2 separate regions of the Homo sapiens genome follow, and region 2 is linked to region 1. Evidence: chromatin loops called from intact Hi-C (ENCODE). Cell type or tissue: CD14-positive monocyte. All regions are shown on one strand. Links, peaks and the distances in the headings refer to the core of each region. The heading gives the core; the rest is flanking DNA. Region 1 overlaps LOC101928354 (a long non-coding RNA gene). Region 2 overlaps LOC101928354 (a long non-coding RNA gene).

Region 1 (15,329 bases), core at 4,329-12,328:
GTTTCCTTTCCAGGCCTCTCTGGGCTGGTGCTTAAACAAAATCTCTACCCACATCAAGCTCGTGTTAGTCCTTCCTCAATTAATAATTAATAGTAATGATAATAAGCTTGTGCAAATGCTTAAAGAGTATTTATCTTTTCGTCTTTCATCTAAAGATCATTTCTTTCATTGCTGCAAGGGGTACTACTGAGGCACAGATACAATTCGTACAACCCCAGACATCACTGGCTGATGTTTTGTATTACAGTTCACCAAAAAAGCCCAGAGTGCCCACGGTGGAAATATGCTGTTTTTGCCATCAGAATACAAATTGTCTTTTGGGTGGAGACAGTATTACATCTTTCTTTGAGGGGACACACTCCCCACTAACTATCCCAAATCTCAGCTCATGTCCTCAGTTGAAGCTGAGACTATCCTCAGTTTATGGAGATGGAAAATACCTCCTAGATTAAACCAACATGCCCAGTCTATATCCTTGCTACTCAAGAGATGTTCCTTGGACCAGCAGGCTTTGCCTCACCTGGGAGCTTGTTAGAAATGCAGAATCTTGAGTCCCACCTGAGACTTCCAGAGAGTCAGGATCTGGCTTTTAATAAAATTCCCAGATGATTCATATGCACATTAAAATTTCAGAGGCATGGGTCAATACCCCCTCCACATAATTGTCCTGGAGATGAGAAATTAGGCCAGTTATGACCAAGAGCATCTAATTCCTAGACTTTCACATTAGCAGTCATGGAAGCCTGTAGATTCTCACAGGGACTGGATTTGAACTTGAAAATGTGTCTTCCCCAGTTGAGGGCAGCCTTCTTGTAAGCAGAAAGGGAAAGCCTGAATAGAAATTAAATCCACACAGGGAAGAGAGAGAGACTGACTAAATCCTCAATTATATCATTCAGCCTCTGTATTCAATTGTGCCTGAAGCCTCATCTGTAATGAGACAGTTCAGATACCTGAGACCTGTAGCTCCTGTTTTTTAATTAAGAAAATACAAACTTGGCTTTCTGTCTCTTGCAACCAAAAGAATCCTGTCAGGGCCCAACTCCCAGAAGAATTTATGTCCTGACCATCCACAAGGGCAGGCAATTTCTAACATTCTAAAAGCAGGTCTAAGCCAGTTTTTGAACTTGTTCTTTCAAAACATCTCCTAGGTTATGCTTTTTAAATATGCACCACCTCAGTGGGAGAAAAAAATCCACAGGCCAAAGGGTACCAAATTGCTCAAAGGTTTCCTTCCTGCTTTTAATATCTTAGATGTGACCCTTGCTTCCCCTTCTTCTCTTAGAGATGAAAGAGTTCATGGAAATGCCAGGCACGCTGCTGTCATTTGGAAATGACAGCCAGCCAAGAGAAGGTTAATGCTCTCATCAAAAATGCCCATCTTCCAAGTTGGTTAAATGGGTCTTTCTGGTTCGCCTGACTGCTTGCTCCTTTCCCAGATAGCTCAGCATCTCAATGAAGTGCTCTTGCAATTTAGCTTTGCCCAAGTGCAACGAATGTCCAGGGTTTCCTACGGGTCCCAGGTTTAACAAAACTCAGCCACGAATCTGCCCAGAACGTGCCAAAGCACACGGATTAGCCCATGGCCATTGGAAGGACAATCTTCCAGGGACTGTTTTCTACTTCTGTAGGAACAAGAAGAAAGGGACACGACAGTGGCTTCAAGTAGAATTTGTTCCAAAAAATGAAGGTCCCCACTGCTTGCTTCCCCTCTTTTGACTTAGCAATCTTGCCATTGTTTCTCCAAGAGCAGCCCACAGGCCATGTGTCTCAGAATTACCTGGGGTGGTATTACAACTGTGGGTCCCTTAGCCCCATTACTACCTCTCCCGACTGCCCAAGCCCCACGTTAATTACTTTACTGGAGTTGGAATTAATGTGTTTAATAAAGGTCCTTCTGAACTGGAAATTCAATGACTCTGTCAAGAAAGGAGGATAACACCTTCTCTGAGAGGCAAGTGTTAAAAATACATGGTTAACAAGATGAGAAAGAAGCTTGCCAGGTGAGAAGAGGGGAGAGTAAACTTGACTCAACTACACAGATCTCTTGCTTCAGTTAGCTAATGGCGCCAGCCTCTCAGTGAATGAGACACAGAACCAGGCTATTTTGGGGAATGACTGGGGAGTGACTGTGGAAGTGGGGAAGAAGCAAAAAGTAACTGCAAAAGGAAAAGGGAGGTACTGTGGCAACTCTTGAGGTCAGCTTCTCACCCCGCCAAAGTTCTCAGAAGAGCTCAGCTCTGAGAAACAGGCTGAGTGGACAGATTGGGAAAACGTGCATTTATCTCCCTAAGAACTCAGTGCCAGAGTATTCTACATGAGGCAGGCAGGTGTGGCTATGCAGGTATCCCTTAGTGTCCCAATAGCAGCCCAGTGAGAACCAGAGGGACGCATTCCGTCATTCTTTAGCAAATCTGAAAAGAAGAATGTATTCATTTTCTATTACGGTTGTAACAAATTACCATAAAGTCAGTGACTTCAAACAACAGAACTTTATTCTCCAGCAGTTCTTGGAGCTGGAAGTCTGTAAGGAATCTTATGAGGCTAAAATCAACATGTCGATAGGGCTGAATCCTTCTGGAGGCTCCAGGGGAACATCCATTCCTGCCTCTTCAAGCTTCCAGTGGCTGCCAGCATTGCTTGGCTTGTGGCCGCATCACTGTAATGTCTGCTACCATCATCCAATTGACTTCTCCTCTTCTGTAGTCAAATGGCTCTGTGCCTCCCTATTATAAGTATACTTGTGGTTACTTTTAGGGCCCACCCAGATAATCCAGGATAATGCTCCCCTTTCAGAGTTCTTGATGTAATCATATCTTCAAAATTCATTTTGCTATACAAGGTAACGTTTGCAGGTTCCAAGGGTTCACATGCAAATATCTTTGGGTGCCATTACTCAGCCCTCCACATCCAGGTTTGGGGGATGGGATGCCTGCTGAATGGACTTGTTGGGGGTGGCGCTAGTATAGCATAAGCAATTCTTAGGAAGCTTTTCCAGTCTGCAAGAGCTTGCCCCTCTGCCATCTATGGAAGAGCCCATTCAGGCAGCTGAACTGGCCCCATTTCATCTCATAGTCTAGAATCTTTATAAGCCTCGGAATCAAATGCACGAAGGTGACAGTGTTTGCAGCTTAACTCCTAGGAGTGGAGTCAGGAAGGAACACCCCACCTCCATTCGTTCATGCTGTCCATATTAAAATTTCTTTTGTTCCAGACACACGTGGCATGGGACGTGGGTTAAAAGGGGAAACGAGGTTGCTAGCCTACTTCACGAATCAGTGAAGAACGCTGCCAAAGTTAAAGCCGTTGACTCAGAGTTTCTCCCACTGTTGCTTGTCTTCTGAAGTGGAGCTTAATTTGACAGCAATTCTAGGAAGGGGTAAAGAAAAAAATCTGCAAGTTTTCAATGGATGCTCAGAGATGGATCTTTCTTTCTATGTGCATGTGCATGAAGGAGATAGCTTAAGACAGTCTGACTTTGTGGTCAGAGTAGGTATTTAATTATGGGGTTTCCTGTATTTTATGTATGCCTGCAAGAAGAATTCTTTGTAAATCAATGACAGTAGCCATATGAAAAAATTAGTGATTCTTTCAACTGAATTCCCACAAGGTAAAAGAGTCTAGTCTAAACACATTTTCTGAAGTTCTGACATCATTTTTTGACTCTACATCATGTTGAAAACTTAAATGGCTATTAGGACAGTTCAGCCCTTGCTGCCTCACCATAAGCCAAAATATGAGATGACACATTTTAAGGAGTCTCCTAGGATGCAGTTCCCTAAGTCCCAACATTTTCTGTTTCACATCTGGCTCTGGAATGCATTGGTTCCAGTACTTCACCCTAGAGGATCTTTCTGCTAAATATCATAGGTAACAGTGAGCACTGATGATCTCGTTACTCCTTTCTCTCTTCTGTCTAACCCAGAATCCCCTGCAAGGGATTTTTTTTCCCCCAGCACATTCTCTCCGTCTCCCAAAAAGCTAGACCTTACTTCAGCCTGTCTTCTATTTCAGATCTTTCTCCCTTAGCAAAAACTTTTGGGCCTGGGGTATTTACTTACACAATCAAATAGCCTTATTTGGTTAGTACCAGAATCCCACACTGTAGGATTTCTCGGTAGATTTTTTTTTTCCTTGGAATCAGCAGCTTTTAGAATTAAACTATTTGAACAAAGTTAGAATAGGAAAAGCTGAGAGGTGGCATAATCCCTTAGTGGTGTTGACAAAGAAAAAATAGATATTCTTGGTTGAAGAGGAACAATAGATGTTTAGGAAGACTAGCTTCTTGCTAGTCAGATGAACCATCCTGCAATGTATAATTGCCTAGGAAAACAACCTGAGGGGAAATGAATTGGAGAGACCAACTCTACCCCTCCAAACTCCTTGACCTTAACCATGTAATCTCTTCAGAATGGCCCCAGCAGTCCAAAAGGCAAATGGCATGAGCACTTTTCAAATCTATATGCGCATTTTACCTGCCAACAGAGCTATTAGAATTTAATAGGCTCATATCGATGCTCAAGTGTTTTGCAACACCTATTACAAGGGGTGTTTTCAAAACTAACTTTTCCCCAACCAAAAGCAAGGAAAAGCAACCCATAAGAGAAACAGGAAATGAGCTGCACAGGTTTGACTTAAGTGATGTAGGATGGAAGCTCTGAATTGTTGCTGGCGTCATTTAATGGAATTCAGTCTCCGAAAGTCTATTGCCCCGCACAAAGAAAAGCCTGTTCAGGCCTCCTCTGGGCACTATTAAGTCTAAACCTGGATTATGGGGGACACGGATGGAGACACATGCCCTGGTCTCCCAATTTATAGTGACTCCTGGCACCTGGAGGCACCAGCCTTCAACTTCACTCACAGCGTGATCCTGAAGCCAACAATTAATGTTCACACCAACAAGGGAGTTGAGGCTTAGGAAACTGCAACTACTTGCCCAAAGTAAATGGCAAAGTTGGGATTTGAGCACAGGCTGTCTGCCTCCTTTCCTTTGCGAAGGTCTAAAGATAAGTTGGACTGTGCGATCACTGAGGTGCCTGCTGGCTCTGTTTCTCTATGATGCTTACGGTTTAAGAAGTGCTGCTTAATTTTGGTTTAGTTACAATTTCTCCCTCTAGCATTTTTCTTTTCTGTACCATTTCTGCATTCCAAAATGTGCACCCTCTGCCCCTCTGTCTGTCCCTCTCTGTCTCTCTCTCTCTCTTTCTTTCTCCTCATTGGTGACTCCCCTTAGACCTTAAGTGAAGCATTTATGCAGAATTAAGCCCACCATTCACAGGATGGAAAAGAGAGAAGACTTGGTGACTTTTGCTTTTGCCTTCTTGCCCAATGTCTTTGCATCCAGTATCTCTTCTCAACCTCCCAGTGACTCCAAGGGGTGGGTCCTATCGTTATCTTTGTCTCACAGGTGAAGAAACTGACCATTCCAGACACCACGTGACTAATCAATGGCAGAGGCAGGGTTTTAACCCCATTCTCTGTGACTGGCCATCCTCCTCCTTTCATCTCCACTGCTCTGCCTTTCTGGCTCTGAGTAGAGCAGAGTTAGGTGTGCACCCTCCCTGACTTGGCGACCAGATCCTGTCCCAGTGCAGCGTGTTTGTGCCAGGCTCCTCCTGGCCAGCTGCTGTGCCACAAGGTGTTACTTCATTTGGCCGCCCGTCTTCATGGGGAGACCCCAAAGCACATTGGCGCCCTCTGTGCAGTGGGTGTGGCAGTTCCGAACACAGCTATCCCTGACCAGATTGACACAGCCCTTCTGTGAATGTACAACAGACATCACGAGGCTTTGGTTGCATATATTGGACAGAGAGCCAGGGTATCAATTAGTCACGCCCCCAACAGCCCTGGCCACCTCTGCTACATTCGGTGCTTGAGCTGCCCCAAGAATGCAGAAGGACCGGGCTTCCCTCATCCCACCATGAATGACCTCCATGATGCAGGCCAGGCAAACTAAGATGCCACACCGGGGTAGCAGGCCCTGCACTTTCCTCTCCAGCTCAAAGGAAACCCAGAGCATGTTACCTGGGCTGGGTGCCAGGAGGACTGCACGGCCAAGCCTCAAGGTCACAGAGACCTCCAAGGCTCACTTCTGACCTACGTTCAAGTGAAGATCAAGAGGTTAGCTGATGTGACTGGGATGAACAGCAGCTGGCCAAACGACTTGGGATTTATATTTTATTATAAGCTCATACGACCACTCATACAACAAATGAATATTTTTAATACATTTTATGCTTATCTTGTGAATAATTCAATTCCACAGTTGTATCTTTTGTAATAAAAGCACTATATGTTATCAGGGATCAGCAAACTTTTTCTATAAAGGGCTAGTTAGTTAACATATGAGGTTTTATGGGCTGCACACAACCTCTGTAGAATATTGTTTTTCCTTTTTTTTTTTTTTTAAAAAAAAAGTCCTTTTAAAATATAAAAACCATTCTTAGCTCACAGGCTGTACAAAAACAGGCTGTAACACATTTGGCCTGCAAGCCATAGTTTGCCATTCCCTAAATTCAAATATGTAAAATATCTTACAACTTTTGTGATTCTATTCCATGATAGCTTAATTTTTTTTTTTAAATGGTTGCCTCAAAAAATGATGTCCATGGCTAGGGTTGAGTCCACTCTGGCCAGATCCCATGGAAAAGGGCTCATCGTTCATCTTCAATCTGTCTGTCTCCGTCAAGGCTTTACACTCCATGGAAATATAAAGTAATCGGCAGGAGGAAGATTCAGGAAGAAATGCAGCAACATTAAGCTATGAGTTTTCTTACTGCCTTTGGGTGAAGCTTTGGAAATCACTGATTTTTCTGTTTAGGTTTCCCCATCTGTCCAATGGGTATAATAACATGGGCATAGATCCTGGGCAGGAACCAGCAGGTCTCTGCTATTCCTGTGGTCTTGCACATTTCTCCTCAGAAACTACAAGTTCTGAGACTGCTTTCTATGCTGCAGTTTCTTGGGGAAAGCATTGACTATTTCCTCTGGCAACAGTAGGAAATTATTGAGGAGAAGGTGAGTAATACCCGGTCAGCAAACTTCTTCGGAGTCCGAGGAATGGCATCAGCTCTGTGCCTCCTGCACGCCTGGAGCTCTGTGCATTGTGCAGAGGCCTGACGTGACCCTGGGTGACCCGTGACTGCAGCAGGTTCCCCTCTGCACTGACCTCTCTCCTCTCAGCTGAGGGAGGGCATTAGAGCCAGCCTCATCACTGAGGTGGCAAAGAATCCCAGAAGGCCTCGTCCAGCTGCCACGGCTCCTCCAGCCTCCCAGTGGACTCAGAACAGGGCTGCACCCTCAGGAAGGCAGCAAGCCCCCTGCAAAGCAGTGGCCTCTGACCTGGGATGCAGCAGACGTGGGTTCAAGTCCCTGCTCCCCCACTCATCAACGTGTTACCTTGGGAAATGCCTCCATCTCTCTGAACCTCACTGGCTAAAATGAAGGCTTTGAACTAAATAATCTCTAAGATGCTTCTGCCTGTAACTTCCTAAAACCCCTCCCCTGGCCAGCAGATACCCTTAATTCCTATTTCCCAGTGAGAACAAAGGGCAGAAAACGTGACCGTGCCCACATTCTCTGCTCCCTAACCCCCTAAACAATCAGCACCTTCTCTCACAATTCTTTCCCAATTTCATAAAAAGGAAGTGAAATGTAGGTTTTTCTGGGGCTAGGTGCCCCCTTCTGCCCCAATTCTATTCTGTGCTACCTCTCCCAGGATCAGAATCCACCCATTATTTTCTCCCACCCACAACTCCACCCTCCCTCTCTGTCTGCACCCTTTTCTAGTGTGGAAGTGCATCCCAGGGGCCCCATCCTAAAACCACCACCACAGCACACCCTCCCTGACCATTGGCTCTCCCTCAGCTGAGGATCAAGAGCCACCTCCAGCAGGTCTGGTGCATGGCTCTGGACAGCTGTGCCCCCAAAGCCCAGGGTCCCTTCCTCTGCTGTGAGCAGAGGCCTCTGTGCAGAGCCCCTGTGGAGCGTGCTTGTCCCCCCAGCTCACCACACCCATGCAGAGACACATGACCAGAGGGACCTGGTGTCCGTCATTTCTGTCTTGCTCAGAACCTGCCACGGTGCTCCACACACAGTAGACTCAATGCCCTGTGTGCCAAAATATCGGGAAAGAAACAGCACCGGGGAAAGAGGAAGAAACAGTCACTTCTGGGAAGCCACACCCTGCCTAGGCTTAAATGCAGGCTCCAAATGCTCCTGCTTGATTCCCAAAGGAACTGGGCTCTTTAGTTTTCATCTATTGGGAAATCTGTTGCCAACCCAAAATGCAGGACATGATAGAAAGGGAGGCTTAAATTATTCTTTTCTTTTCTGGTCAGTTTCCTCTTTCTCTTCCTTCTTAAAAAAAAAAAAATAGTAATCGGGGGGCACTTGAGAAGCTGGGATTTTAAACCACCCCAGAGGTCAAACAAATTGCATTTTTGCTACAAAGGGCGAGAGGAGGCGGGGGCGGGGGGGCAGATGGTAAATTGGCTGCCAGGAGACCCTTTGGTGACGTCTTTCTCGGGACCCCAGCTGGCAAAACTGCTGCAGTGCGAGGGGCAGCCCCTCCGGTGGGCAGATCCAGTCGCAAGTAGAGAAACAAGGCGTGCCAGCAGGAGCCTCACCAGCCGGGAAATTATTTCCTAATAAAACTACAAAGGGAAGGACGATAACTGGGCACTGCTGACAAGTATTGTTGTCTTGTATCAAAATCTCTTTATAAACCTGTTTGAAGAACAGAGCTCGGCTTCTCTTTGAAGTCCCAGTTCAAAGCCGTTGACTTGCAGGGTTCCCAGCCACTGTGGGGGATGGCAAGGGAAAGAGAAGTCAGAAGGAACTTGGCAAACTCTCTGTGCAAATAAATACCTCGGCACTCTGAGGACAATTTTTGGGTTCGAGTTCCTGTTGAGCTCCTAATTATCAATAACAACTGAGCCCCCGCCTCTGTGCCAGGCACTTCCTGCCAACTATCTTTTGACATTCCCAGAGGCAGGAGCGTGCATCCTTGAAGGTGCTTCTCCTCGAGGGTGGGCACTATGAAGGGAGAGGGAGTGTAGCCCACACCCAGAGCGGGGAGTGGCAGTCCTGACTGAGGATAACCCCCATTCTGGAGCTCCCAGCCACACTGTGTCCCCAACAGCTTGGTGCATCTCATCAGTCCATAACCCTGAGCTCTCTGTATTGGATGCCATGCTCTTCACCTCCCCTCCACATCTGTCTCGTCTCATCTTTATCCACTACCTTCTCCCCAGTCCCTCTCTCCAAAACAGGTTCACTTGCTCATATTTAGTGGTTTTCAAAGTGTGGTCCCTGGTCCAGCAGCAACTGCATCACTTTGGAAGTTGTTGGAAATGCACATTCTCAGGCCCCACTCCGGACCTACTGAGTCAGAATCTCGAGAGAGGATAGGGCAGCCCTGAGATCTGTGTTATCAGAAGTCCTCCAAGGGATTCTGAGGTTTTAGAATCACTGCTCCAAATCCACACTTAACAAAAAAAGCTGGCCTGAAGCTGGTGTTGTTTTTTCTAAGATCACAGTATTGGAGTCAGTAGCCAGTTGTTTATACAGGAATGGGTGTCTCAGCAGTAACAGCACGATTCCAGCACTTAATTCAGCTGAGGTTTAAAAAGATTAATAACTATCATCAGGAGTGTAAGGGGGAAATGTTTTCTTTGAGGAAGGAGGCCTCTGCCTACCCACCCTCCCCTAGCTAGGATGTCTCCTTGTGAACACACTAGGCCTGATAAAAAGGCTCAACGGTTTATTTTACAACACAAGGTCCTTGGCTTTCTGACCCTTGGAACTGTCAACGCTTACCTCTAGAACTAGCTGCGAGATCTCTCACAGGGAATACATGAGACAAAAAATAAAGTGAGTCCTCTTGTCTCTCAAGGAGATAAAAGAAGTTTTCAATGTTTTGTCTTTTGGGTATAAATGCATGTGAAATCCTGTCCACACTTGATAGTTGCTTTTGTGTTCCTTTACGTGCATGTAATTCGGACCATGCCTATCTAATATTAAAAGAACATTCTCTCTTCCATATTGGCTTGAAGGGGAATTGGTTGGCAGGGTTGTTTTGCTTTTCTAATACAAGGGCAAGGGTTGGTCAATACTCCACACAGTTCTTTTGCCTCGTCATCTAAACCAAGTTGGGGAACACTGGCTGAAGGTAACTGTCCTCAAACATCTTTCCTCCCGGATGAACACCTCGCAGACCTCACACCAGTGGGTACACCTAGTATGGGTGTCCTACATACCCAACTTATACAGCTTTTCCCCTCACCCTCCATTTGCCTTCCTCTGTTATGTTTTTCTTCTTTGCCTTTACTGCCACCGGACACATTACATATAGAGATGCAGAGGTGTTTGTTTATTGTCCATTTCCCATATTTAGCATGTCAGCTTCAGGAGCCAGCACTGTGGTCTGTTCATTGCCCTTCCCTCCAAACCCTGAGCTGGCACATTGCAGGCACCTGACCTCTTCCCAGATAAAGTCCCTCTTCTCCCTGCCTGCAAAGCCTACGCCCTTCCCATTCTGGAAGGGCAGCCCCAGACCACCATGTTCTTAATCTCCTCTGAAACAAGACAGCTTGCCAAACCAAAAGCTGCTCAGTGTGAAGAGTGTTCCTCGGGCCTGTGACATTAGAATGCTACCCATCGTAAAGTCATCCGGCCACCAGCTTATTGCATATGTAGCTTTCTGACTCATAAAAATATCACCTTACACGGTAGCTCGTGAACTCGCCGCCGAGGGAGCGGAGGCCGTAGCTTTGGGGCTGCCAGAGAGATGCGGTGGGAAGCAGGAGAAGGCAGGGCATGGAGACGGGTATCTGTCGGCCCCGGCAGGTCTCCCCCTTTGACAGAGAATCCTAGAACCAATGCTCTGCTTCATGCCATGCAAATGAGATGCTGACGAGGTCATTGCATTCTGCCAGATGATTATCTCTGACATTTTATTCATAATAATTATAGAGCCTTTCCACCTTCAAAGTGCTTTGCAAACAATAATTAATTAACACTCATAACATCCCAGTGAGGTAGCTTAGTATTACTAATTTATCTCTACAGCATATTATTATCCATCGTTTCCTCCCTCTCCACAAAAACGGCTCCAGAGCTTCGGTGCACGGCCAGTTCTCCACCTGCCTTATGTGGAGTGAGGCTGTGGATTTTGTTTGTCCCAGTCCCACCATAACCCAACACCTTTTCTTAACTCAAATCTCAGCGTCCCTCCTGCACTCCTTCTCACTCCTTCTTCTTCCTGCCGTATTTGTCCCACCTCCATCTTTGTCTTTTTTTTTTTTTTTAAGACAGAGTCTCGCACTGTTGCCCAGGCTGGAGTATAATCGCACAATCTCGGCTCACTGCAACCTCCATCTCCCAGGTTCAAGTGATTCTCCTGCCTCAGCCTCCCAGGTAGCTGGGATTAGGGGCGCCCGCCACTACACCAGGCTAATTTTTTGTATTTGTAGTAAAGATGGGGGTTTCACCATGTTGACCAGGCTGGTCTCGAACTCCTGACCTTGTGATCCTCCTGCCTTGGCCTCCCAAAGTGCTGGGATTACAGGCGTGAGCCACTGCACCCGGCCGCTTTTTAAAAAATTCTAGCGCAAGACTGTTTTTAAGCCCCTTTCCTCTCCTGTCCTTGGCTCTGTTTCCTTTCCATCTCCACAATTCTATCTCCTGCTTCGCTCACCATTCATCCCCTGGTTATTTGGGTTTTAATGATGCAAATTCGACTTCTCTGAGGGGCGCTTAAAGGAAGGGCCTGATTGAACTCCTCTCTCCTTCCCCACTCCTCATTTTTATCTCCTTTCCTTGTTGGCTCATAGCGCCCCTCCCTTTCTGGCTCTGCACCCCACAGCCCCTCCCTTTGTTCACTCACTGGTCCCACACCCACCCATCACTGAGGACCCACTATGTGCTGGCCTCTGGGCTTAGTGCGAGGGTGGGTGGAGGGCTGGTAAAGATAAATGATGACCCAAGCTTACTCTTCTTTGAGGGGTGCCATAGAAAGATTTGAGAAGCTCTAGGGGATTTCAGAGGCAGCGTTCATTGTAATTCTGACTAAGAGTAGGGAAAGGGGAGGGGTTACAGAAGTCTTCACAAAAGTGAGGACACTTGAAAGACAAGGGGGATTTTGGGCAGAAAAGAGAGGAGCATCCCAGGTGTAGAAAACAGCATGAACAAGGGAAAAGAGAGGAACAGCATGAACTAGGGAATGTGAGTGTGGGCTTGGATCACTCAGATAACCCAGCCTCTGATTTCACCTCGAGCTGTCCCCAAGCAGGTACTCCATTACCACCCATTAGAAGGGAGAGGAGAGAAAATGGGGGGAGAGGAAGAAGGAGAAGGGAGGGGTAAGGCGGAAGGGAGGGGAATGAATGCCACCAGTAGGGAGGGGGCAAAGATTTTACCAGTGATAGAGAGAGAGAGCAGGGACAACCCACATCACATGGCAGGCAGCGTTTCTCTCCAAAAATCCCCCCTCAACACTTTGCCCACCTCTGTCAAAGTCCCTTGCGCACCAACCCCGGGTTATTCTTTTCCTGGGTTCCACAGCCTGCAAGGCCCAAATCCCCAGCCCTGCGAATTTCCCAGGCCCACTCCACTCCTCCTTTTCTAGGGCGTCCTCTCATTCTGTCACACCCACTGCCTTCTGGGGTGCAGGTGCCCCACAAACAAAAAGAGCCCCAGGCACCAGGATCTTAGCACTCTGGGAGCAGTCATCATCGGTATCAAATAATTTCTTCCTACCACAAATAACTTTTCAAGTCCTATTTGTGGAATTACAAATAGCCTGGTGTGGTTTTGTGTGTGTGTGTATGTGTGTGCCTGTGTGTGTGTGTGTGTGTGTGTGTGTGTGCCAGGAGAGTGAACCCTAAGTATCATGCTAAGCAGTTTGGACTGGTTTCTTGTTCGTTTCCTGGGGTCGCTGTAAGAAGGTAACACAGACTGACTGGCCTAAAGGAACAGAAATTGAGTGTCTCACAGTTCTGGAGGCTCAAAGTCCAAAATCAAGATGTAGGCAGGGCTGGCCCCTTTGGAGGGTTCTGCAGGATACTCTGGTCCATGTCTCTGGCTTCTACTGGCAGCCAGTGACTCGTATGATTCCTTGGCTTGGAGATGCATCACCCCAATCTCTGCCTCCACCTTCCTGTGGCCTCTCCCCGGGCCTGTGTCTTCACATGGCCTTCCTCCTATAAGGACCTTCCTATTGGATCAGAGTCCCACCCTCCCTGATAGGACCTCATCTTCACTGATTGCATCGGCAAAGACTATTTCCAAATAAGGCCACATGCTGAGCTACTCGGGGTTAGGACTTCAATGCATCTTTTGCCGGGGCAATGTTCAACCCGTGTAACAAGGATCACTGCCAGGTTTCTAAGTAAGTCAGGGAGTTGACTGACTAGATCCACTGCTCGTCAGGAAGGCATCTGCAGCAGCAGCAGTGTGGAGACAGATGGGATGTCAGAGAGACTGGACGGAGACCACCAAGAGGGCTGTGGGGGCTGCTTTAGTTTCCTCAAAAGCATCTGCATGAATTCAACACCCCTACCCAAACCAATCTTATCTCCTTTCATCTCATCTCGCACATGTCATATTCCAGCACAATTCTAAACATCTTAACAGTAATAGCAACAGTTAATATGTATTGCGTGCTTACTGTATTCTAGGTGCCACGCCAAGCCCCTCAGGAACAGCGTCCCATGTAATCCCCATCATTACTTTTTGGAGTAGACGTTTAGTTAATAAACACAGCATCAACTCTGTGCCAGATGTCATTCTAAGTGCTTTTAAAAGATAAATTCATTGAATCCTCATAACAGCCCAGTGAGATGATACTATCAACATCCTGGTTTGAGAGATATGATAACAAAGTTTAAATAACTTGTCAGAGCTGGACTTCAAACCGAGGCAGTGAGGTCTTCAAGTCTGCCCAGCCCACAGAAGCACTATTGTGCCTCCATAAACAGCAATAGACGGCCCTTGGAAGGGTAGGTTTCAGGGCATAGAAATGAATCTCTGCTCATAAAAGAAATAGAACGGGGATGGGGGGCATGGATGAATGGCAATGCTTGGGGAAAGATCTGTGTGTGATGCTCACTCTTTCTCCCCATTAGGGCTATGAGATAAGAGCAGAGATTCTCAAAACAACAGAATGGTCAAGCACACAGAGATGATGTGCCACAGATGGCCGAGCTGCCCCTGGGGTCTGGGAAGGAGACAGGTGATGCTAACTCTCATGCTCCCAGGGAGCTGGGAGAGCAGGGGGCTTCTGAGACAGGCAGAAGCTGTTCCTCTTCTGCAGGCACAGTCCCAGGCGGGGCTCGGCCTCTGGACTCAAACCCATCTTCCGCACAGGTGCCAGGGTGATCCTGTGGGAACACCCATCTGATTATGTCACCATCCCTCAGCCGCCACCAAGAATACTCAATGGTTCCCATCACCTACCAGATAAAATCTAAACCAGGCTGATCCCTCCCCTCTACTCGCCATCCCACCTAATGTTCTAAACTCTAGCCATGCTGTCCAGATGCACCCAGGGTGCTCTGCTGGCTGGGTGTGTGAGCAGGTGGATGTAAGTGTGAAAGCACACATATGTGTGTATGTGTGTGCTCATCTTTCCCTTGCTCCCTTCCGACCGCCCCAGTCCCACCCTCTGTTTCCACACCCCCTCCACCTCTTTCCTGCCAGCCCATCCTTTGGGTCTCAGTCACTTGGCACCTGCCAGTGAAGCCCTCCATGACTGTCCCCAAGCTGACTTAGATCTACCTCCATCTTTGCTCCTGGCACCCTTGGGGCCAAATTCTATGGCTTGTGAGTCATGATAAAATACACATGGCATAAAACTAACCATCGTAGCTGTTGTTGAGTATGCAGTTCTCTAAGATAAGTACATTCCCATCATTATGCCATCTCCAGAACTCTTTGCATCTTGCCACATGGAAACTCTGCACCCACCAAACTCTAACCCCCAGTGCCCCCTTCCCCCAGCCCCTGGAAACCACCAGTCTACTTTCTATCTCTAGGAATTTGACTATATCTCCACCACCTCCCCTTTTAAATTGTGTCAGAGTTGTGTCATGGGTATAATATCAGAGTACACTTTTCCATATTATTTTTATTTTAAACAATCTTAGATCCCACTCTGATCTCCCAACCTTCTGGGGCAGCAGACATCCCTGCACCATCATTAACAAGCCTACTGGCCCAGGGGAACTGTGCAGATCACCAAAGAGCTGGAAAGCCCCCTCCACTCGCTGGCCATTGTCAGTCCTTTCTGGTCCCCAGAGTCCGGCATGGTCCCAGCCCACATGGGCCTC
Region 2 (15,329 bases), core at 3,109-11,108, 60 kb after region 1:
TGATGCCCTGCAGAGCATCCCTTGCCTGTCCACGCTCTGCAGAGGCCTCACAAACAAGAAGGCCCTCACCAGCTGCAGCTTCTCAACCTGGGACTTCTCAGCCTCCATCACTGTAAGAAATAAATTCCTTTTCTTTATAAATTACCCCGTTTCAGGTATTCTAAGTAACAGAAAATTCATTCGTACCCATACTCACTACTTCTTGCATCATCCTCAGGATGTAAGGACCTACCTGGGGCTCCAGGACTCTCTTTCCTCACCAGCTGCAGCCTCTCAAGTGCTTGCACCTGCACACCCAGCCCACCCGCACCCAGACCCTGGTTTCCTGCCTTGGCAAGAAGCACGTAAGGAGAACATAGCTGGAAAGGTTTTTGCCTCAGGCAGGGTTGACACATTTGGGTTCTGCTTCCTGGTGACTGAACTTAGCACAGCATCCTCTGAGATTCCCTACCTCTTGGCTTGCTCATTACTTCAGAGAGTTAACTTCCTCCCCCTCCAAACCGTCCTTCCTTACCCATGCTGTCAAATCATACTTCTCCCCCTTCTGCAAATGAACAAAACCTACCATAGCAGTAATCACAGGATTCCCTGTAGTTTCCTCGGGACCCCTGCAGGGGAGGTATTAATTGTCCTCATTTTTTAAATGGAGACACTGAGGCTCAGAGAGTTCACATGTTGTTCTTAATGCTACACCACAGGTAAGGGGCAGAGCCAAACTTTCAGCTGCAGGGGTAAGATACTGTCATCGCTTAGGACTGCTTTCAGCTGCATGTAACAAAACTGATATCACAGCTTAGTCAAATGGGGATGATGTTTTCTCACCTAACAGTAACTCCTAGTGAGGTACTGATACAGCACATCTGTGATGTCAGCCAAATCTCAAGTTCCTTGTGTTTTTCAGTTTTTGCCATCCTTAGTACGAGACTTTCATCTTCATGATCAAAATTTTTACTTATGACTCTACATTTTTATTAGAAAAGCAATGGCTTTCCTAGAAGCCCCATTCAATAGCCTTCTCTTATATCTCATTGGTTTATTAAGAATATGTAGCATTCCTGCTACAAACAAAACTAGCATTCATTATTACCAAGCGAGAGAGGAGATAGGATACCGGGTAGGGAACCTACGGTGTCAATGCATTTTCCTCCTGGCCACACCACCTCACCTCTAAACAGAATCCAGCCCCTCTGCATCAGGCACTATTGCCTGGCCACCCACTCCTGCTTGCAAAGATACGCTGGGGGTAAGCCACAAAGTGGAGCCTCTCTTGATCATTAGGGTTATTGGCTCACTGCACATTCCCATGGAAAGGAGAGAGGTGGGTCATTTCCTTTGGTTCAGCAGCTGGTCCTCACTTTGGGAAGAGTTAGAAAGCCCTAGGAATGTGCCAGGCCCTCAACTTTGCGGCAAAAATCACAGCTTCTCTAGGCCTTAATGGAGAAGGATCTGATACACTGATTTCCAGGCCTGCCAACAACCCCTCCTGCAGAAACTTCAGAATTTCAAGAGGACTCAAGTATAAGTGATGTATTAATCACCATCTCGAGATGAATAGAAAAGATCTGAGCAGCATTAACTTGGAGTTCAGGGGAGGGGGACAAGGGAAGCGTGGGTGAGATGAGGAGAAGAGGAGCCTCTTAGGTGACAATGAAATACAGCGAGTACTAGAAACATCCAAGTTCATGGGGGCGTTAACTTTACAGCAGATGCGTCTATCTTGTCTTCCAGTCCCTCCAGTTGAATGGGCCCTTGTGGCCAAGGAAGCTTGAACATGTGATATTTGACAATTAAAAAAAGAGCTTTGGCAGGGTCAGTCACCCCCATGAAGCAAGCCAGGCCAATGCTCCTGAGGCCAGGTCAACAGGGAGGTGATGAAGTGTTAAAACACTCTCCCCATGTCCCACCCTTCTAAACAAGGCATAATATGAACATTAACTCAGCGTGCTCTCTCTGGGTTGGGACTGCCCGTCCCACTCACTGATGATTAAACCTATGAGAAGTCTTGCTAAACATTAAATCATCTTGGATTTTAAGCAAACACCCTTCAAAACTGAGTCCCTGGAGGAGAAAGTGTAACTTTACACAGGAAGTCCTGTGTTGTGGAAAGAGTGCAGGCTTCAGGGGCAGCCCCTGGGATCTAGACTGGCCATGAGTCTCTCTGGCCATCCATTGGTCTCCTCACCTGTAAAATGAGAAGGGTTTGAATTAACAGAGATTAGGGATCATTTCTGGTTCTGATTTTATGTGTTCTATTGCACTAAAATACTCCGGTATTTTCTTTTAGTATGAATTTCTTCAGAAAATGTACATTAATCAAAGATATTCATGACAATAACATTTGAATAGTTACTACCACCAGCTCTTACAAAGCACTTTTACCTGTTGACTCTTCATCCTCGCAGGAATCCTATTGCAGGGTACTATTGACAGATCCAGTCTACTGACGAGGGAGCGAACGCAGATGAGTAGACAACCACTCCATTCCCCCTTGCGCGTCTCAGAGGCATCTCCAATGGAAGAAGTCTGAAACTGAACTCCTGACTCCCCCTCCCCACCCCACCCCACCCAAACCTACTCCTCTCCTCATCTTCCCTACTCCATCAATGGCAACCCCGTTCTTCATAATATCCAGGCAGAAAGCTTTCAACCTTCTCCTGCCTCTGATTCATCTCAAGTCATGTCAATTTCGCCCTCAAAATATGTCCAGAACCTACTGTTTCTTTACCACCCCTGCGTGACCACTTGGGCCTAAGCCTCCATCGTGTGTTGCCTGGGCCATTGCGAGAGCCTTTGGAGTGGGCTCTCTGTTTCTACCCTTCCGTTTTCCATCACACATACACACATACACGCATGCACACGTACACACACGCACGCACACGCGCACACACATGCACACGCACACATGCACGCATGCACGCACACACATGCACGCACACATAGTATATTCTCTATACAGTAGCCAGAATCATCCTTTGTGATATGTGAGATTATGCCATTCCTCTGCTCAAAACTTTCAGTGGCTTCCCACCTCACTCAAGATAAAATTCAGTGATCTTACCCTTGCCTACAAGGTCCTCCAAGGTCTCCCCACACCCACCTGTTTGCTGTCCTCTCTCGCCCACCTCCCCACCCACGCCACCTCCCCAACCCTTCCGCCCCAGGCTCAGTCTCCCCTGCCACACCAGCCCCTTTACCCTTCTCAAACACAACAGGCCACTCCCTGTCTCAGTCCTGGCCTGGTCAGCCCTCCCCACAGATATGCAAATGGATTTTCATTCAGGTCTCTGCACCTCACCAAAAAGACTTTCCCTGACTACATAAAGCAGCACCTCTCCTATCTGTGTCCCCATAGCTTGGTTGATTTTTCTTCTTTGGATGCGTCTCTCCTGACACATTTTGTACCATGTTTCATTTATTGCCCTTTTCCTCCTAGACTTTGTTGCTTGTGCTCACTGTTGAATCCCCAATGCCTAGAACAGTACCTGGCATTTTAAAAGTCTCTCAATAAATATAGGTAGTCTTTGTTATCTGAATCCAATCCTTCTCTGAAATTCTACCACAAAGTGAACTTTTGGCGGCAAGAGCTTATATTCTATTACATCAAAGAAAAAAATAATAATGCATTCTCTATATCACCTATATTCTTAATCACCCATAAGACAATCCACTGTGGATTTCTGCATGATATGATACAAGGCATTTAAAACACTAATTACCTAATTATTTGACACTTAGTGAGCTCATTAGTGGGTGTGTTTGTATGTAATATGCTATAATACTGAAAGAATTACCTTTTCCTTCTACACTGAAAAAAGTCATGTATTGTAAAAAATAAAATGATTTCCTAAAGATATGTAATGAATGCAAATATAATTACCAAAATGAATAAACATTTTTAAACAATTATTTACTGAATGAAGAGTTACTTGTGTGCAAACTGGACATCACTGTTACTGTTAGGACAGTGGAGAGAGCTAAATCAAAGTGAGCTGGGGAAAAAGCAAATGAAACCATCAACACCCAAGGTTCATCCATTTCCAAATCGAGGAATGTCCAACTCATTCCTCGATAGTAGGCACCTCCTCTTCTTGGCATTCAGGATGCTGCAAGTGAATAGAGGTCTGTGAATCTTTGTCAAAATCTGTAAATGAGGCAATGAGGTTTTTTTTTTTTAAACAACACTCAAAATAGACATCTGTTCTAACTATGTGATTATATAATTTATTATCTACACAGAAATAATTTTGAATGTGAAAAAGAGAAAAATAAAATTGTATATATATATTTTTAGATCATAAATTTTTTATTATTATTATACTTTAAGTTCTGGGACACATGGGCAGAACGTTCAGGTTTGTTACATAGGTATACATGTGTCATGGTGGTTTGCTGCACCCATCAACCCATCATCTAGCTTTTAAGCCCTGCATGCATTAGGTATTTGTCCTAATGCTCTCCCTCCCCTTGCCCCCCACCCCCCAACAGGCCCCGGTGTGTGATGTTCCCCTCCCTGTGTCCATGTGTTCTCCATTGTTCAACTCCCATTTATGAGTGAGAATATGCAGTGTTTGGTTTTCTGTTCCTGTGTTAGTTTGCTGAGAATGATGGTTTCCAGCTTCATCCATGTCCCTGCAAAGGACATGAACTCAAAATTATATTTTTAAAGCATGCATTTATAGATTGACAAATTGGTTTTGTACAACAGTAGGTATATAAAATACTTATAGTCAAAAATTATCTTCAAAGGGAAAATCATTTCTAAAAATAAAAAAATCAATGTACATTAAAGTACAGGTTTTTTTAAGTTATAGGTTGATTTGCTTAAACATAAAAATAATATAAACAGGAGGCAAAAGAAAATGCATGAAATAACTGAAGCAGTGTACTATTTTGGTTCATAATTATCATAATCAGTTTTGAAGTCATATCTATATTTGATATCATGTCACTGGTATCTTTCTTCTTTTTTTTTTTCAGACGGAGTTTCACTCTTGTCACCCACGCTGGAGTGGAGTGGCGTAATCTCCGCTCACTGCAACCTCTGCCTCCTGTATTTAAGCCATTCTCCTGCCTCAGCCTCCTGAGTAGCTGGGATTACAGATGCGCGCCACCACGCCCAGCTAATTTTTATTATTTTTTTAGTAGAGATGGAGTTTCACCATGTTGGCCAGGCTGGTCTCGAACTCCTGACCTCAGATGATCCACCCGCCTCGGCCTCCCGAAGTGCTGGGATTCCAGGCATGAGCCACTACTCCTGGGCCCATCACTGGTATCTTTCTAAAGAAAGCATTTGTGATATATGTATTTTTAATTTTTTCGTAAAATTACTTGCAGTCTTTTTCAAAGTTGAACTTTATAGTTTGTAAATCTGAAATTACTGATACTGTCAACTGACTCTTCTCAGATGACCATAGTATTTTTAATAAAGAAAATACTCTTTCTACAAGTGCTGCAGCACCTTGTAAGCTAAGAATTAATTCTGGTCAACAGAAGACATTCCCAGTTCTATTTCTTTTTTCTTCCTGAAGTATGTTAATATTTCAGTTCAAATCTTTTCACGGGTACCATCTTTTTATCTCCATACAGAGAAACTTTCACAAAGATTTTACAAGGCAAAACTCATCAAACAAGTTGTTTCTATTTAGGATTTTTTTAAATGTTTTGCCAAATTTAGATGCTTAAAAATCATAGACCTCTGAATTTTATTCCATTCCAGTATAGAACATAAATTTATCCAATTAAATATAAAAGTTCCATCAAAATATCCTTCCCATAAATCAAGATATTTCAAAGCATAACTGTTTAATCTCAAATGTAACTTATTTAAGTTGTTTATCCTTTGGCTTTGTAGGTCGAAGGTTAGTTTTCAATAATTACATTTTCCTAAAAGCTTCAAGAGCTGAAGTCTTTTGGCTCACCATTCCTTGACTACTTGATGAAAAATTACCAACCAGTTTTGAACAAAAAGCAAGCACAATTTAGAGGCCTCGTTTTTTTTTTTAAAAAAAAAGTAAAAGGTCACTGTATATTGCAGTATGCTTGAGCTGATTTACAAATAATCCTTCAAAGGTTCAAACATTTCTAAAATCTAAGAACATGCAGGAGGGAAGAAAAAAAGCACATGCCACCAGGCTGCAGCGTTTTTTTAATTCAACATCGTCTCTATCACAAATATTTTGTAGTTCAGTTTCTCTGTGTATAAATAAAAATACTTATAATGTTTGTCAACTATAGCTTCTATTTTGCTGGTAGACTATCACAGCTTGTTTGGATGCAATTATGAACCCTGAACGCACTACATCTAATTCCAAATATATTTCTGTTCCATAGATTTCTTAATTTAGTAATAACACTATTTTTCCCATGATTCTGTACTCCATGAAAATCTATATTTATAGTACCTCCTCCATCTTAATTGTTGAATGTTTTAAGTGAAGTTATAAATTACAGTATGAGAGGCTATATCTTTGACAGGATGAACTTTCAAAAGCTTTCCTTTGAGTCCTTGGGCTCAAAAAAAAAATCAAACCATTATTTAAATTAACTGATTTTCTCTACAAGAAATGGATCTAAATCTGCATCGTTTAACTGTTTATAAAAATCTTCTTCTACTGATAGAGCCATTCCGTTAGTAGCTATCACTTTTCTTTCCCAATGCTCACAAGAAAAAGTGAAATTAAAATTAAGCAAAATTAATTTAGAAGAAAAAAATCACTACCTAAAAAGTCATACTACCCAGAGTGATATATAAACATAATTGCTTAAATTATCAGCTCGGTCATAATCTTCCTAAAATAGCTATTAGTTTTTGAAATAGCTTTTCCATAACAATTTGTCTTCTGGGTGTACCTGTGGTCAGTGATATGACTACAGCCACTGAGTGTATGGCAAATGTTGACAAGCATTTCTGCAAGTTGTACATCATCATCAACATTCTTTAGAAAAGATTATTTCATACTTAATTTTTTATGAAACATGCACTTTTTTGTTGTTGCTGTTGTTGAGACAGAGTCTCGCTCTGTCGCCAGGCTGGAGTGCAGTGGCGCGATCTTGGCTCACTGGAATCTCCGCCTCCAGGGTTCAAGCGGTTCTCCTGCCTCAGCCTCCCGCATAGCTGGGACTATAGGCACCCACCACCATGCCCGGCTAATTTTTGTATTTTTAGTAGATACGTGATTTCACCATATTGGCCAGGCTGGTCTCGAACTCCTGACCTTGTGATCCGCCTGCCTCGGCCTCCCGAAGTACTGAGATTATAGGCATGAGCCACCGTGCCCAGCCCTAAACATGCACTTTTTTTTTTTTTTTTTTTTAGCTCAATGCTGCTGAAAGGGATTTGGCTTTGCACAAAGCAAAATTAGAAAAAAAACAAAACAAAACAGTATTATCACAATAAGGTAAATACATAGGTTATAGATGTATAATATATATTAGATGACAAACTACTGACGTAGTAACTGCAAGAGCATTCAGACCATTCTGTCTGCGCTCCACAGTGGAACTTTTGGCCTCTATTTCTCATGCATGTTTCACATACACCAAACCTAAGACATCTCATATTTCCCTGTGTCAGCAATGACTCCATGTCCTGGTGGCTCTACCATCTCTGACAGGCAGAGGCTCGGGCCATGGACAGCGGAGCCAGCAGGGGCAGCACCAATAACTTAGACCAGAAGGAGTTCATTGTCCCCGGCCACTGGGTTCTGAGTGAAACAGACTCTCCCTCAGAGCCCTCTCCTGAAATCTCCTCATCGTGTGATCTTGGACATGTTACTTAACCTTAACATGCCTCAGTTTCTTCATTTGGAAAACAAGTATGATATTATTCGTCCTTAAAAAGGCATGAAGTGGTGATACATGCTACCCCATGAAGAAACCTCAAAAACATGAGGTTTAGCTAAGTGAAAGAAGCCAGACGCAAAAGGTAACATATGATATGCTTTCATTTCTATGACATGTCCAGAGTAGGCAAATCCACAGAAATGGGAAGCAGATTGTGGTTTGTGGTTACCAGGGCTAAGGGAGAGGAGAATGAGGAGTCAACTGCTTAATGGGTGTTGTAGGTTGAATTGCGCTCCCCCGAAAAGCTACGTTGAAATTTTAATCATTAAGTACCTCAGAATGTGACATTATTTGGAAATAGGGTTTTATGGAGGTAATCAAGTTAAAATGAGGTCACTAGTATGGTCCCTAATCTAATATGAATGGTGTCCTTGTAAAAAGGGGAAATTAGGACAGAGAAAGATGAACAGAGGCAGAGGGAAGACAAGGTGCAGACACACAGACAGAACACTATTGGGAGATGGAGGCAGAGACTGGACTGATGCCGCGGGAAGCCAGGGATCACCATGATTGCTGTTCACACCAGAAGCCAGGAAGAGGTGAGGAAAGATTCTACTCAGAGTCTCAGGGAGCATGGCCCTACAGACACCTTGGTTCCAGACTTCCAGCCTGTAGAACTGTGAGACAATACGTTTCCACTGTTTTAAGCCACTAACACAACAAATACAGGGTTTCCTTGTGGGGGTGATGAAAATGTTCTGGAACCTCATAGAAGTAGTGGTTGAACAATGTTATGAATGTATTAGATGTTGTTGAATTTTTCATGTAAAAAGGGTTAATTTTATGTTAAGTGGATTTCAACTCAGTAAACTCACACATGTGCACACACACATATATCATCTAGTGTGGTAGTGTGGTGTTGTAAGTATTCAATGAGTCAACTCATAGGAATTTAGAACAGTCCCTGAGATACAGTAATCCCTCAATAAGTGTTAGTTAGTATTACTATTTTCAAGAGTCTCTCTCCAAACTTCCCACCTCTAGCCATCAAATAATCAGATAGCAGCAACTAATTCCCTCACCTGTTTTCCTTTTATGCAGAGTATTTTAGCTCTCTCCTGCCAGACCACGCCATGTATATTAGGGTTCTCATAGAAGAACAGAACTAATAGGATACACACACACACACACACACACACACACACACACACACACACATATATATAAAGGGGAGGTTATTAAGTATTAATTTACAGGATCACAAGGCCCCACAATAGGCTGTCTGCAAGCCCTGAGGAGCGACAAGAGCCAGTCCAAGTCCCAAATCTGAAGAACTTGGAGTCTGATGTTCAAGAACTTGGAGTCTGATCCAGCACGGGAGAAAGATGTAGGCTGGGAGGCTGGGCCCATCACATCTCTTCATGTTTTTCTGCCTGCTTTACATTTGCTGGCAGTTGATTAGATGGTACCCACCCGATTAAGGGTGGGTCTGCCTTCCCCAGCCCACTGACTCAAATGTTACCCTCCTTTGGCAACACCCTCACAGGCATACCCAGGATCAATATTGCATCCTTTAATCCAATCAAGTTGACACTCAATATTAACCATCACACCAGGTGAGTACTAAGTCTGACATGTCTTCTCTTCACATCAACTGGCCCATCAAGTCACTTTCCCAAGAGTTTCACAGCCGCAAGATGAATTATACCCCGCTCACAGCCCAACCTTCTCCACCAGGTATTCAGAAACTAGCTTTGGCCAAATTTATAAAAATGGCAATAATTTCATCCCAACCCACTAGAGTCCGTGTGTGAAAATGAACCCATTTCACTACTACCAAATGACAAGCACTTTCAGTCATCCTCCTGCCACTAACAGGTCATTCTCTAGGCTGTGATGGCAAAGCCAGCAAGGCCAGTTGCCCACGTGGAAATCAGACCCACAAGGGCACTGGGTTCCAACCAAGTGGGTTTACTGTCCTCTACTTGGTTCATTACATGAGGAAAAAGCCCAAGTGGGTGGACTGTTGATCTGTTAAAATGGTTTAAGACCCAGAAGAACTAAGAATCAAGACCTTGATTCTAGAGAATTAAAAAACACAGAAAAATCACTTGAGAACTTGAATGTCTTCTTGCTCCTCACCCCACTCTTGAGAATTACAGAAGAGAAAGACAGAGAGCTTTGCTAAGTGTTGAGAAACCAGCTTTGGAGAGATCTGGTACTTTGTACAAGTGGGAATGATCATAGGAGGAAAGGAAAGGAAGAAATTGTACAAGGACACCAGAGCAATGAAAAGAAAAACTCGAGGAGACATGTTAGACCATAGTAGCTGATTTGAATCAAGCAAGACATAGATTTGGGGCAGGCGTTTCTGAAAACACATGCCTCAAATTGTATTTCACAAAATTGCTGTTAATGCCCTACAACTTGTAACATGCTGCACCTTCAGGAAGACCCTTTTGTATTATTAATATTTTATTGTTTTTATAGTAGGCACCATAGGAGTGAGTATGTGGGAGTGAAACTGTACGGGCAAGCTCTTTACCAGGCATCCAGGTGGCAGCTCAAAGCACTAGTTTGAATGATTCCATTACAAGTTAGATGCATATTTATGCCTCAGATGCTTTCTCCTTCATAAATATTTTCTCTGGTGTCTCCATGTTCTTCCCTATCCATTTAGGGATCAGTTAACCCTATAATCAAACACTACTGCTCAAGCCATGGAAACAGACAGTGTTTCCCAAACAACAGTAAAAGGAAGAGAAATCCATCCAACATGCTATTCTTATCACAATATTAACAGGTTCCTGAGGAAAGACTTTTCCCTCACTTTGATCTGCTGAGATTACCAGAAAAATAGAGGCTACACTTAGAAAGAAAAAAAGAATCCTTACTATAGGATAGGCCAAGTGAGAAATTTTATGAGTCAAACAAGTAAGGACGATGATAGAAAAAAAAATGATGAAAATAATTGCAGCCAACATTTATGGAGCACACAGGCCAGGCCTTGCGCTGAGTGGTCTATGTGATTTATCTCACATAATCTTTCCAGCCACCCTGTAGGGTAAATGTCATTATCCCCATTTCACAGATGAACTAACTGAAACTCAGAAAACACTGCCAAGTTCCTAAGCTATTAACTGGAGCCAGCCCTCCGATTTAGGTTTATCTGATTCTAAAGTCCATGGTGCTAATTACAATGCTCCTTGCCAAAATGAAAGTTTTCACATGCCCAAGGAAAATGCTACCAATCCCCTCCCAGAGGATTCTTGCTCTTTTTGTCGAAAGATGCAATTTTTACTGCAAACAATCTGTAGCTCATATTGCTGGCATCCCAGCATGGCCAGGTCTGCTGCTCTGGAAGCAAGAGGTCATTTTCTTCTTCCTAACCAAAGTAAGCAAAGCACACTTGGTCTTTGGGCTTAAAAAAAAAAAAAAAAAAAAAAAAGCCAAGAGACATAAACAGGTGAATATAGTTGTTGCAAAGACAAATAATAAAAATGAAGCCCCTGAATGTATTGGAAGGGAAAAATGAGTGCCCTGCAGTCAAGACATAATTGCTAGAGAGCTAAAGAGAAGAAAAAGAAGGGAGAGAAAAGCCAAAAAAACAATTCAAAGCACAAAATAAAGGCAGAGAAAAGTAAATGCTTTTCTTGGATAATTAAAACCAGGGTCTTACAAGATATGAAGTTAGATACTCGGTGAATTATATATTTCTAATTCCTCTCCCTAAGTGCCACAGGCTAGAGACAGCCTCCCAGGTATTAATGAAAAGGCCACAGCATGGTGCCCTAAATTCACTGCGGTGTGCCTAACCTAACAAAATACGCTCGAAAACCCAGGGAAATGGCAAAGTCAATTCCTTTGATCAGTTGATTTCTTCTTAATGGTAACTGTTCTCAAATTGACACCCTTCCCCCCACCCCCACTACCAATGCCATCACACACGTGCACTGCACGGCACATACACAGAGAAGGGGACAATTCAAAGAATCTTTTCTGGAAGGGTTGCTTTGTCTTTGAAAAGTGCTTTATTACTGTTAGTCAAATTTAAAACTACATTATCATCCCGCTGCTGAACTAAGGCCTCACGACTTGACACACCTAGCAAGGCTGGAGCAGTTCCAACACTTAGACCAAAATGAAGGGACAGCCCAAGACAACAGAATCCTCCTTCTGTTTTGGGGCAGCTCTTTTTCATTCCCCATTTCCAAGTCAGCAGTCCCCAACCTTTTTGGTACCAGGGACCGGTTTCGTGGAAGATAGTTTTTCCATGGACTGGCTGGTGGTGGGGGATGGTTTCAGGATGATTCAAGTGCATTGCATTTATTGTACACTTTACTTCTATTATTATCACATTGTAGTATATAATGAGATAATTATACAACTCACCATAATGTAGAATCTGTGGGAGCCCTGAGCTTGTTTTCCTGCAACTAGATGGTCCCATGTGGGGGTGATGGGAGACAGTGACAGGTCATCAAGGTGTTAGATTCTCATAAGGAGTGTGCACCCTAGATCTCTCGCATGCAGTAGGGTTCGCCTTCCTTTGAGAATTGAATGCTGCCACTGATCTGTCAGGAGGTAGAGCTCAGGGGGTAATGCAAGCGAGGGGGACTGGCTGTAAAAACAGATGAAGCCTGGCTCGCCCACCTGCCCACCACTCACCTCCTGCTGTGTGGCACGGTTCCTAATAGGCCACAAACTTGTACTTGTTAGTGGCCTGGGGGTTGGTGATTCCTGTTCTAAGTGGATAAAGAGCAGGGGTGTTAAAGGCCAGTACTGCTTCACTCCCTGTTTCCTGATGCTCGGTCTCCCTTCCTCAGAATCTTCAAATCTCTGCATTCGTCTCCTTCCAAAACTTCTCTCCAACTAGGTCTAAGGCCTGATCAGACTCTGCTGATGGAGATGTGAATTAATACCATCTTTGTAGGAAGCGATTTGGCAATGTGTATTAATAATATCCTCTTCTGTGAACCACACAAAAGTACAATACATACAAAAGATTTATGCACAAAAATGCTAATTACAGAATAATTTAAAACTGGAAGGAAAAATACAGTGCCCAATTATGGGAGAATGTTTGGGTAAATAATAATCTACTTATTTATGTAAAGATATTTTTGTCATTAAAAGCGATTATAATAGGCTAAAAGTAAAAAATAGCTATGAATTCATTTACAGTATAAACTCAACTATATAAAATACCACCCACAGAATGAGGGAAAATGCTACTTGTAGTTAGCTCTAGGTGGTAGAATTATGTTTATATGCACAAGAATAAAGAAATAGTATTTTTCTCTTAGGCGTGTTTTCCTTTATTGTCCAAGTTTTCTACAACGAGTGTTGATGTCTTTTTTTTTTTTTTTTTTTTTTTTTGAGACAGAGCCTCACTCTATCACTCAGGCTGGAGTACAGTGCCACAATCTTGGCTCACTGCAACCTCCGCCTCCTGGGTTCAAGCAATTCTCATGCCTCAGCCTCCCGAGTAGCTGGGATTACAGGCCTGTGCCACCATACTCAGCTAGTTTTTGTATTTTTCATAGAGATGGGGTTTCACCATGTTGGCCAGGCTGGTCTCGAACTCCTGGCTTCAAGCCATCCACCTGGCGTGAGCCACCTTGCCCGGCCAGAATGTTGGTGTCGTTTTTTTTTTTGAGATGAAGTCTTACTCTGTCACCCAGGCTGAAGTGCAACGGCACTATCTTGGCTCACTGCCAGCTCCGCCTCCTGGTTCAAGCGACTCTCCTGTCTCAGCCTCCCGAGTAGCTGGGATTACAGGCATGTGCCACTACACCTGGCTAATTTCATTGTATTTTTGTAGAGACAAGGTTTCATCATGTTGGCCAGGCTGGTCTTGAACTCCTGACCTCAACTGATTCACCCACCTCGGCCTCCCAAAGTGCTGGGATTACAGGCATGAGCGGTGTCTTAAAGCAACAAGCTGCAGTATTTAAGGGTAGTCTTGAGTGAGAAGACCCCACCTCAGACACACCCTGGACTCCCCTAGAGCTGCCACTGAAGAGCTACGTGACTTTGGTCAGGTTACTTAATATCCCTAAAACCTCAGTTCCCCCAACAGCAAAATGATAATTTTATTGATATAAGGATTAAATGATTTAATATAGGTAAGACACTTGAAACAGTGGCACCAAGTAAACATTCAGCAAATACCCATTCTTATTAAACAATTATGGAGTGACCATAGTGTGCCAGGTTGAATGTCAAGCACTGCGGCGGATACAAAGGTGACTAAAATTGGCTTCTTATTCTTGAGGGGGAAAATAAAATGTAAAGAGATATTGTTGTTTTTCAGTATCCGTGGGTGATTGGTTCCAAGACCTTCTTGTGGATACCAAAGGCAGTATCTGTGGATACTCAAGTCCCTTAAATAAGATGGCATAGTATTTGCATATCGTCTAGGCACAGTACCCATTTATATTTTAAATTATCTCTAGATTACTTATAATATCTAATACAATGTAAATCGTTTTTTCTACTGTATTGTTTTTTATTTGTATTTCTTATTGTTACATTGGGTTTTTTATTGTCTGGGGGTTTGTTCCTGAATATTTTCTATCCAAGATTAGTGGAACCCATGAACGCAGAACTCACGGATACAGAGGTCAACGGTTGTCACAATTCCATGGGGTAAGTTCTGCGTGGAAGAGAGATACAAGATTCTGCGGGAACAGTGAAGAGAGTCCCTAACTCTGGCAAGTCAAGAATTTTCACTACCACTGGAATTAGAATCCCTCAAATAGTATTAGATCCAAATATCACTTCATCTTCATATATTTTAAGCGACTCAGTGAGAAGTGAGTGTGTCTATCTGCAGGGTAACGGGCCCCATAGGAAGGAGGTGGTAATTTGCAGATTGTGCTTATCTGCACCATCCCAATTTATTCTCACAGGACACCTATAAGACTAGTGACTTTTCAATATGGCTTAGAGAGGTAAAGTGGGCTGAAGGTCACTCAACTAAATAAAGAACAAAGATAAGACACAAACCCGGGTGCTATGAGAGAGAACTTGATGTCAGCAGAGATGCTACAGAAAGGATTTCTCTGTCAGAAGATGTTCATGTTTTCATTCATTCTACAATTTCTACTACTATTTTAGAAATGGTGTCACAGGAGGAAGAGGAAGGGGGAACTAAAGAAGATCTAAAAAGGGGGTTTTAAGCCTGCCAAACCTATGTTTGTCTACACAGTAACATTAGGATCTGAAAGATATGTTCTCTGTAAACATCTCTATTTGACAAATGAATCTTCCACACTGTGATGGGGGCAAAAGGGCTTTGGTGCCCCAGTGAATTGGTAGACAGTTGGAGAAGGCCAGATATGAGAAATAGTTTGGACAAGCTACCCCTAAAAATTCACGCTTGATATAGGAATTCTGGAATGAGGCACAGGCTACTTACTTCCTGATCGAAGGATCATTGATCCTATACTTCTTCATGCCTCCTAACTTAGGCCTACATCTGCTAACTACCTTTGAGCCTATCACTCATCCCTGAGAGTTTCTTACGTGCACACAGCTATTGA

What was found. Peaks named below come from ENCODE experiments on the same cell type or tissue, not always from the same donor. Only the 100,000 strongest peaks of a DNase experiment are listed, where the experiment ranks them.
Region 2: it touches region 1 in a loop (1.8-fold over the local background); 3 of 110 quality-filtered maps call a loop at or near these places.

The regions. Positions count from the first base shown.
Region 1 is chr6:14,613,564-14,628,892 of GRCh38, forward strand. The region is part of intron 2 of LOC101928354 (a long non-coding RNA gene); the gene reads right to left. Among named protein-coding and RNA genes, the nearest start is that of LINC01108, 340 kb to the left of the region's middle. RefSeq lists a silencer at 11,935-12,229. In CD14-positive monocyte, for the core only: no CTCF peak of the experiment used is centred there; a DNase peak (open chromatin) is centred at 8,138; H3K4me3 peaks cover 924 bases.
Region 2 is chr6:14,674,295-14,689,623 of GRCh38, forward strand. The region is part of intron 1 of LOC101928354 (a long non-coding RNA gene); the gene reads right to left. Among named protein-coding and RNA genes, the nearest start is that of LINC01108, 400 kb to the left of the region's middle. RefSeq lists an enhancer at 2,352-2,887. In CD14-positive monocyte, for the core only: no CTCF peak of the experiment used is centred there; a DNase peak (open chromatin) is centred at 7,997; H3K4me3 peaks cover 785 bases; H3K27ac peaks cover 919 bases.